2 separate regions of the Homo sapiens genome follow, and region 2 is linked to region 1. Evidence: chromatin contacts called from ENCODE Hi-C or POLR2A ChIA-PET data. All regions are on one chromosome and are shown on one strand. The core of a region is the stretch at or near the end of the contact, and the rest is flanking DNA. Distances in the headings are between cores, read along the strand shown.

The links. A loop is a pair of places that touch in the nucleus more often than their neighbours do. ChIA-PET counts read pairs that join two places held with the same protein, here RNA polymerase II (POLR2A). Pooled maps may share reads with other maps.
Region 2: a loop to region 1 is called in a map of ascending aorta, with 5 times the contacts of the local background. The contact joins the promoter of PTPN14 here to the enhancer-like site in region 1. A Hi-C loop is called at or near these places in 1 of 168 maps with a recorded cell type or tissue (ascending aorta) and 3 of 50 pooled maps. POLR2A ChIA-PET finds 5 or more read pairs at or near these places in 1 of 52 experiments (activated CD8-positive, alpha-beta memory T cell).

What each region holds. Positions count from the first base shown.
Region 1 is chr1:213,455,755-213,458,855 of GRCh38, forward strand. It overlaps a transcript of RPS6KC1 not described here. Among named protein-coding and RNA genes, the nearest start is that of RPS6KC1, 410 kb to the left of the region's middle. Within about 2 kb of position 1,522, at least 3 of the 41 ENCODE cell types and tissues checked have a DNase peak (open chromatin) inside an H3K27ac peak, as active enhancers do; they include ascending aorta, where a contact is called at or near this core.
Region 2 is chr1:214,550,056-214,553,156 of GRCh38, forward strand. It overlaps PTPN14 (protein tyrosine phosphatase non-receptor type 14), which reads right to left and starts at 1,547. Exons shown (of 19, transcript NM_005401.5): 1 at 1,128-1,547. RefSeq lists enhancers at 210-1,031, 1,032-1,852, 1,853-2,673.

The DNA.
Region 1 (3,101 bases), core at 272-2,771:
AACTGACCAACAGTAAGAAGCAATTCTGAATTTTTGTCTCATTGCCTTTTGTTTTTATTGATAATTTTATTTTTACCAAGAAATATTGCAGATATTTGAAAAGGTGTAGACCAGAAAATTATGACAGACATCCATGACACTCCACTGCTTGAACATAGCCGAAGGCCCCCAGGAGCCCCTTCCTCACCACTCTCCCCACCTTACCCGTGGGGTAACCTCTTTTATAATTCCAGTGCTTCTCTTTAGATTTTCATGGCCCCTCATGCCCTTACAACTGCTACACCTGCTTCGGTGAACCCAGCCTGTGCCATCAGAGACCCATAGCCAATGAGGAGCGAGGCTTTGTGTATCACAGATGCCTCATTCCTATCGGCACATGGGGTCAGGGATTAGTTTTGTGCTCAAAACTTGCCACGGAGTGTGCGTCCCGTGCAGCATGTCTTCTTGTTGGGCTGCTGCCTTAGTCTCCTTTGGTCTGGAGGCCTGGCTTCCTGTCTAGTTGAAGAGGTTGAACCCTAGGTCCTTGTATTAATATATATTTTTATATATTCATATATACTTTAATACAACAGACTCTTGACATACACAAAAGATAGTCTGACCAGCCCCTGGCTGTGTCCTGCTTCATGCTGGATAAACCTTCCAGGAGGCATAAGAATGCTACCTGTTTGGCAACTGGATGTTTTTGATTCTGATGTCTGTCCTGAACGTATCTTCATTTGTCGCCTTTCTTCAGGTATTCTAATTCTGACTGCTGGTCTTCCTAACTTAGGCCCACTTATACCCTACTCTTATCTGCCACATGAAGGTCCCAGTAAGGCTCATGTCCTAGCTGGGTGGATTGAGGAGTATTAAACCTATTAATTTATACCCTTTCATGATTTACAGATATACAGTGGGGCAATGGGTAATTTCTTTTAATTTGCCTATTAAAATGTTCTATAAAGCAGTTGCTATTCCATAAACAATCACTTAAATAGACCATAATAATGCACCTTAAAAATCATGCAATAATTCCATTTTTAATAACTCCCCTTTGTAACACTGAAACGTGCCTTTCCTTCTCTACCTACCCCTTGTCCCACAACTGATCTGTTCTGTTAAGTACAGAATTTTGTATGTAGTTTCTTAATGTGGCTATGAATCTCTTTTTTTAGCCCAAGGAAGCTTGTCAATATTTTTGGGGGGTTTCATATTTCATTTCTAACTCCTTTTGAAATGGCAGAAGTTTCTAAATATCCTAAGAATAATCTGGGCTAGGACTCAAGAAGGACTTCCTGACACAGAAAGGTTGTAGAATGTTTCGTTTAAAATAATATAATAGTAATAGTTTTAAAAGGGGAGGGGAGAGGTCACCCTATATCTGTGAGGGCTGGAGGGAAGAGTTAAATGACTTCTGAAGGTCTGATTCAGCCCTAAGATTCTTTGATGTGATTGTTCTGTTCTTTCCAGCTGTCTGTCTTTGATCCAAGCTTTGCCTGCTGGAGCTGAGCTCCAAGTGAGAAACTTCCAGCTCCACGCCATCCTCGGCAACCCAGGACCTTGAGCCAGCTGGCTGACCGTGCTCTCTGGGGATTCCATGCCAGGGCTGATTGGCTCCTCTGATTTGCTTTGACTGTTTGACTTCCAGGGAAGGCCTATGGCAGGTGAAGCTGATGAACCCCTTCCAGGGATCTTCTGCCTGCATTAGTTAACTCATTAGGGACTTTCCGGGCATCCTCTCACTGAGCAGGGACACTGCCTTTTACCTTGTCCCTTTCACACTCACTGGTTATGCATGGTTGACTGGGCAACCCACTTCTGCAACTGACCATCTAGTTCAACTACCAGAGCTCAGGTTGATTTCCAAGTCCTAGGTATGGTTCAAGTTAAGTAGAAGCCTGTTTAATTCCTTTTTGAGTACAAAGTGATCCAGCAAGTGGTGTATTCTAGATACAGTAATAACTTAATTGGCAACAGAATGGTTTAAATAATGTCTTTTGCAAGGAACAATTGGATCAATAACTTAATTGCTGGGTTCATACATATATAAATGCAACAGACTCTTGACATACACAAAAGACACAGTCTGAGACCCATGTGCTTCCCCAAATTCATAAATAGGAAAATACTTTTAAGATTCTTGGCTTACTCCTCAACCACATTCCTGTCTTGTGACTTTTCAACTTCTGGGAACATTTTACCTCTGATTCAATTAGATTTTTATAGCAGTAAGTGTACTTCCAAAAACTATTTTTAAAAAATACTATCAACTTTAATTTTAGATCCAGGGGATGCATTGTGGGTTTGTTACGTGGGTATATTGCGTGATGCTGAGGTTTGGGGTGTGAATGATCCCATTACCCAGGTAGTGAGCATAGTACTCAATAGGTAGTTTTTCAGCCCTTGGCCCCATCCTCCTTCCCCCTCTACAAGTCACTAGTATCTATTATTGCCATCTTTATGTCCATATGTACCCAAAGTTTAGCTCCCACTTATAAGTGAGAACATATGGTATTTGGTTTTCTGTTCCTACATTAATTCGCTTAGGATAATGGCCTCCAGCTGCATCCATGTTGCTGCAAAGGACATGATCTCATTCTTTTTTAAGGCTGCCTAGTATTCCATAGTGTAAACGTAACACTTTTTTTTTAATCCAGCCCACCGTTGATGGACACTTAGGTTGATTCTGTGTTTTTGCTATTGTGAATAGCACTGCAGAGAGCACACAAGTACATGTGTCTTTTTGGTAGAACAGTGCCTTTTCTTTTGGATATATGCCCAGTAATGGTATTGCTGGGTCAAATGGTAGTTCTGTTTTATATTCTTTAAGAAATCTCCACTCTTCCTATTTGAATACCCTTTATTTCTTTCTCCTGTCTGATTGCCCTGGCCAGAACTTCCAATACTATGTTGAATAGGAGTGGTGAGAAAGGGCATCCTTGTCTTATGCTGGTTTTCAAAGGGAGTGATTCCAGCTTTTGCCCATTCAGTATGATATTGGCCGTGGGTTTGTCATAAATAGCTCTTATTATTTTGAGATACATTCCGTCAATACCTAGTTTATTGAGGGTTTGTAGCATGAAGGGGTGTTGAATTTTATCGAAGGCCTTTTCTGCATC
Region 2 (3,101 bases), core at 297-2,796, 1.1 Mb after region 1:
TGTAGTGCACCCTTCACCAGGACCAAGCTCGCCTCAGACTCTCACAGAACCCCTCTTCCATGTATTATCATTCTTCACCGGCCTTCAAGTTTCCTCCACTAGGCTGCAGACTCCTGCCCTGTGATCTCATTTAGCATCTTTCTATCCTGTTCCTAGCAGAGTAGAAGCTGGGTTTGTTGGATGAATGAGTAAACTAATCCATTTCAAGAAGTTAACACATTGGTGGAAACTCTGTAACTGCCCGCACCTGCAGTCTAGAGATTCCTCACCTTCACAAAGAACCTGCGACAGCCAGTCCCTAGACTTAAGCGGAAACCCCACAATTTCTGAAATTGTAGGTGGGGATGAGAAGGTTGGAGAACAAGAACCCAAGGAAGTGAGAGGGAAAGGGAGATAGGGGCAGCGTTACCTCACTGCTCTCTCCAAACGAAAAGGTGTAAACCCCATTTACAAGTATTCAAACCTGAGATCTGGGGGTCACGTGGGGAAGGAGAGGCTGTTAATACCTACAACTTTGGAAGTTTGAGGTGAAGACCTGATCTGAAATTGTTTGGCCACAGCTTTTTTTCTACGAGCCAGCTCGACCACCCAAGTAGGAGCCTCGACGCCCAGGAGTTCGGTGGCACCACTGGGGCCTAGTGAGAGGGCAGGAAAACTCCGCTCCCCTCAAGATTCCTTCCCGGTGGTGGTGGGGTGTGATTGGGAGCGTCGGGCAGCTGCATCCCCCTACCGCTGCAGCGACCGCGACGTCGTTCGTCTTTCATCCTCTAGCCCCCAAGGTCTAGGTATCTCTAGTTGCCCTTCCGAGGCCCTCTCTCGTTCCCAAAACGCAGAAGGGAATGGAGAGAGGGGACCAGGGTGTGGGTTTAACCACAAACTCCCCAGACTGCGCTCACCTTCCAGCTCGCTCCCGGGACCAGCTTTGCGCCTCACCGCGGGCAGCTCCCACCGCGAGATAACACCCCTGCGGCCCGGCCACCCCGCGCCCCAGGCTGCCCTGCCAGGCGTCCCGGGGCGCCAATCGCAAGTTGGCGTTGCCAGCGTCTGCCCAAGTCATCTGCAGGGCGCCCGGAGCGCCAAGGCGGCCTCCAACCTCGGGCCCAACTCCCGGCTTGGACGGGGCTTACCTGCTTACATGGCCCCCGTGGCGCCCCGGAGTCCCGCGCGGAAAGGCTGTCCTTCGCGGCGGCGGAGCCGATTCCCCACGGAATTGATTCCAGTGACTGGCGGAGGAGGGGCGAAGGGAAGGAGCCGCAGGAGGCGAAAGGGGAGGGAGGTTTCCGCCGCGATCCCGGCGCGAGAGTCCGAGCAGAGGCGCACCGGGGGAGAAAAGGAGAAAAACCTAAGCACGGGGCTGTCCCGCCCGAGGAGGCCGGGGAGGATGGCTCAGCTGGGAGGGGAAGGAGCGCCAGTGGCCACTTGATGTCTGTCTAGGGCTCCCCGAGGACCTGAGCCAGGAGAGCAGGCGGCTGAGCCCGGAGAAGCACAGCAACCTGCCCCCGAGTCTGCGCCCGCTGCGCTCACTCCGCCGAGAAAAAGTTGGAAAGAACTTTGAGGGGCCGGGAGAGCCAGAGCGGCAGGAAATGCGAGCGGCCGGGAGAGGAGGGAGGAAGGGGCCGTGCGAGTGGGAGGGGACGGAGCAGGCGCCGGCGGCCACGGCTCCCCCACCCCAGAGCCGGGCTCCGCGGCCCTGGGGGCCGGGAGGCGGAGGGAGCGCTGGGCGCGCGGCCGGGGGCGGGGAGGAATGCGGCCCGGGAGGGCGCGCGCCGGGGGCGCCGCGGGCGCGCGCTGAAACGTGGAGCCCCAGCTCCCGAGCTCCCGAGCTGGAGGCGCGCCGTCCTTGGGGACGTCACAGCGCTGGAATCCGAGGAATGCCGGGCTGCAGGAGCTCCTTCTGCAGGCCCGGAGAAGTCGCACACTTTTAATGGGGTAGTTTTGGAAAATGTTTTAAAAGGTGGGGGCCGAGGACGGAGGACCGGATGAAACTCCCTGGAGTAAGAGACGTGGAAGTGGAGAGAGCAAGGCGACCGCAGCCACCCCAACCCTGGGCTGCTCCCGCCGTTGGGGAGAAAGAGGCAAGGCAAGGAAGAGCCCACCTAGACTTCCGAGGACCGCAGAGACGGGGCGGCGGCAGGAACTTGCTCACCCCGACCTACATTCAGAATAGTCCACCTTATATTGGGGAACCCTCCAAGCAGGACGTTTCATGCAGCCACCCCACAGGGGAAAACAGACCAGGAGAAAGTAAGGTGGCCTCACCAAGTAGGCAATCTCAGAGATCTCTCCCTAGAATCTCTGGGTACTGGACCCGGTGTCTTAGCCTTCTCTCCCTGCCCCCTCCCGCCCCGTAGGAATGATAAAAAGCAGCCTGTGTGCTGAGAGTTGGAAAATGTCGTTTTCCCGGTTTGTTCCATGCCACAGAATCGCCCCACCCTGCCTGGGTAGGCACTGGGAGGGAACTTCCTTAGCACTTTCGGAGGTGGAGTTAATGAGACGCAGCTGGTATGATGGAAAAAGCTCGGAGCCAGGCGACTGAACCTGGGTTTTAGGCCCTGCCCGATTGGATAACTGAGGAGTATCCCAGCCCCTGAGATCCTAGGTTTCTGTAGCTGCAAAATTAAATAATTTGTCTAGATTTCTGTGGTCCTTTGCATTGCTACAAACATGTCTTGGGATTTATCTCGGTAAGATTCCAGTCCTTTGTTGAAAAGGGACCTTGAAGTCGTTGGCACACAATGTATTGTCCCAAATCACTTCAGTGTCCGGCAACTCATGCAAAAATTCCTGGCCTCTTGGGGAAGAGAATTGGAAACCAAAAAGCGCGGTGGCTCACACCTGTAATCCCAGCACTTTGGGAAGCCAAAGCTGGGGGATTGGCTGAGCTCAGAAGTTCGACACCAGCCCGGGCAACACGGTGAAACCCCGTCTCTACTAAAATTCAAAAAATGTTTCGGGGGTGGCGGCGTGCGCCTGTAGTCCCAGCTACTCTGGGGCTGAGGCAGGTTAATTGCTTGAACTTGGGAGGCGGAGGTTGCAGTGAGCCGAGATCGCGCCACTGCACTCCAGCCTGGGCTACACGGCCAGACTCCTCTCAAAAAAAT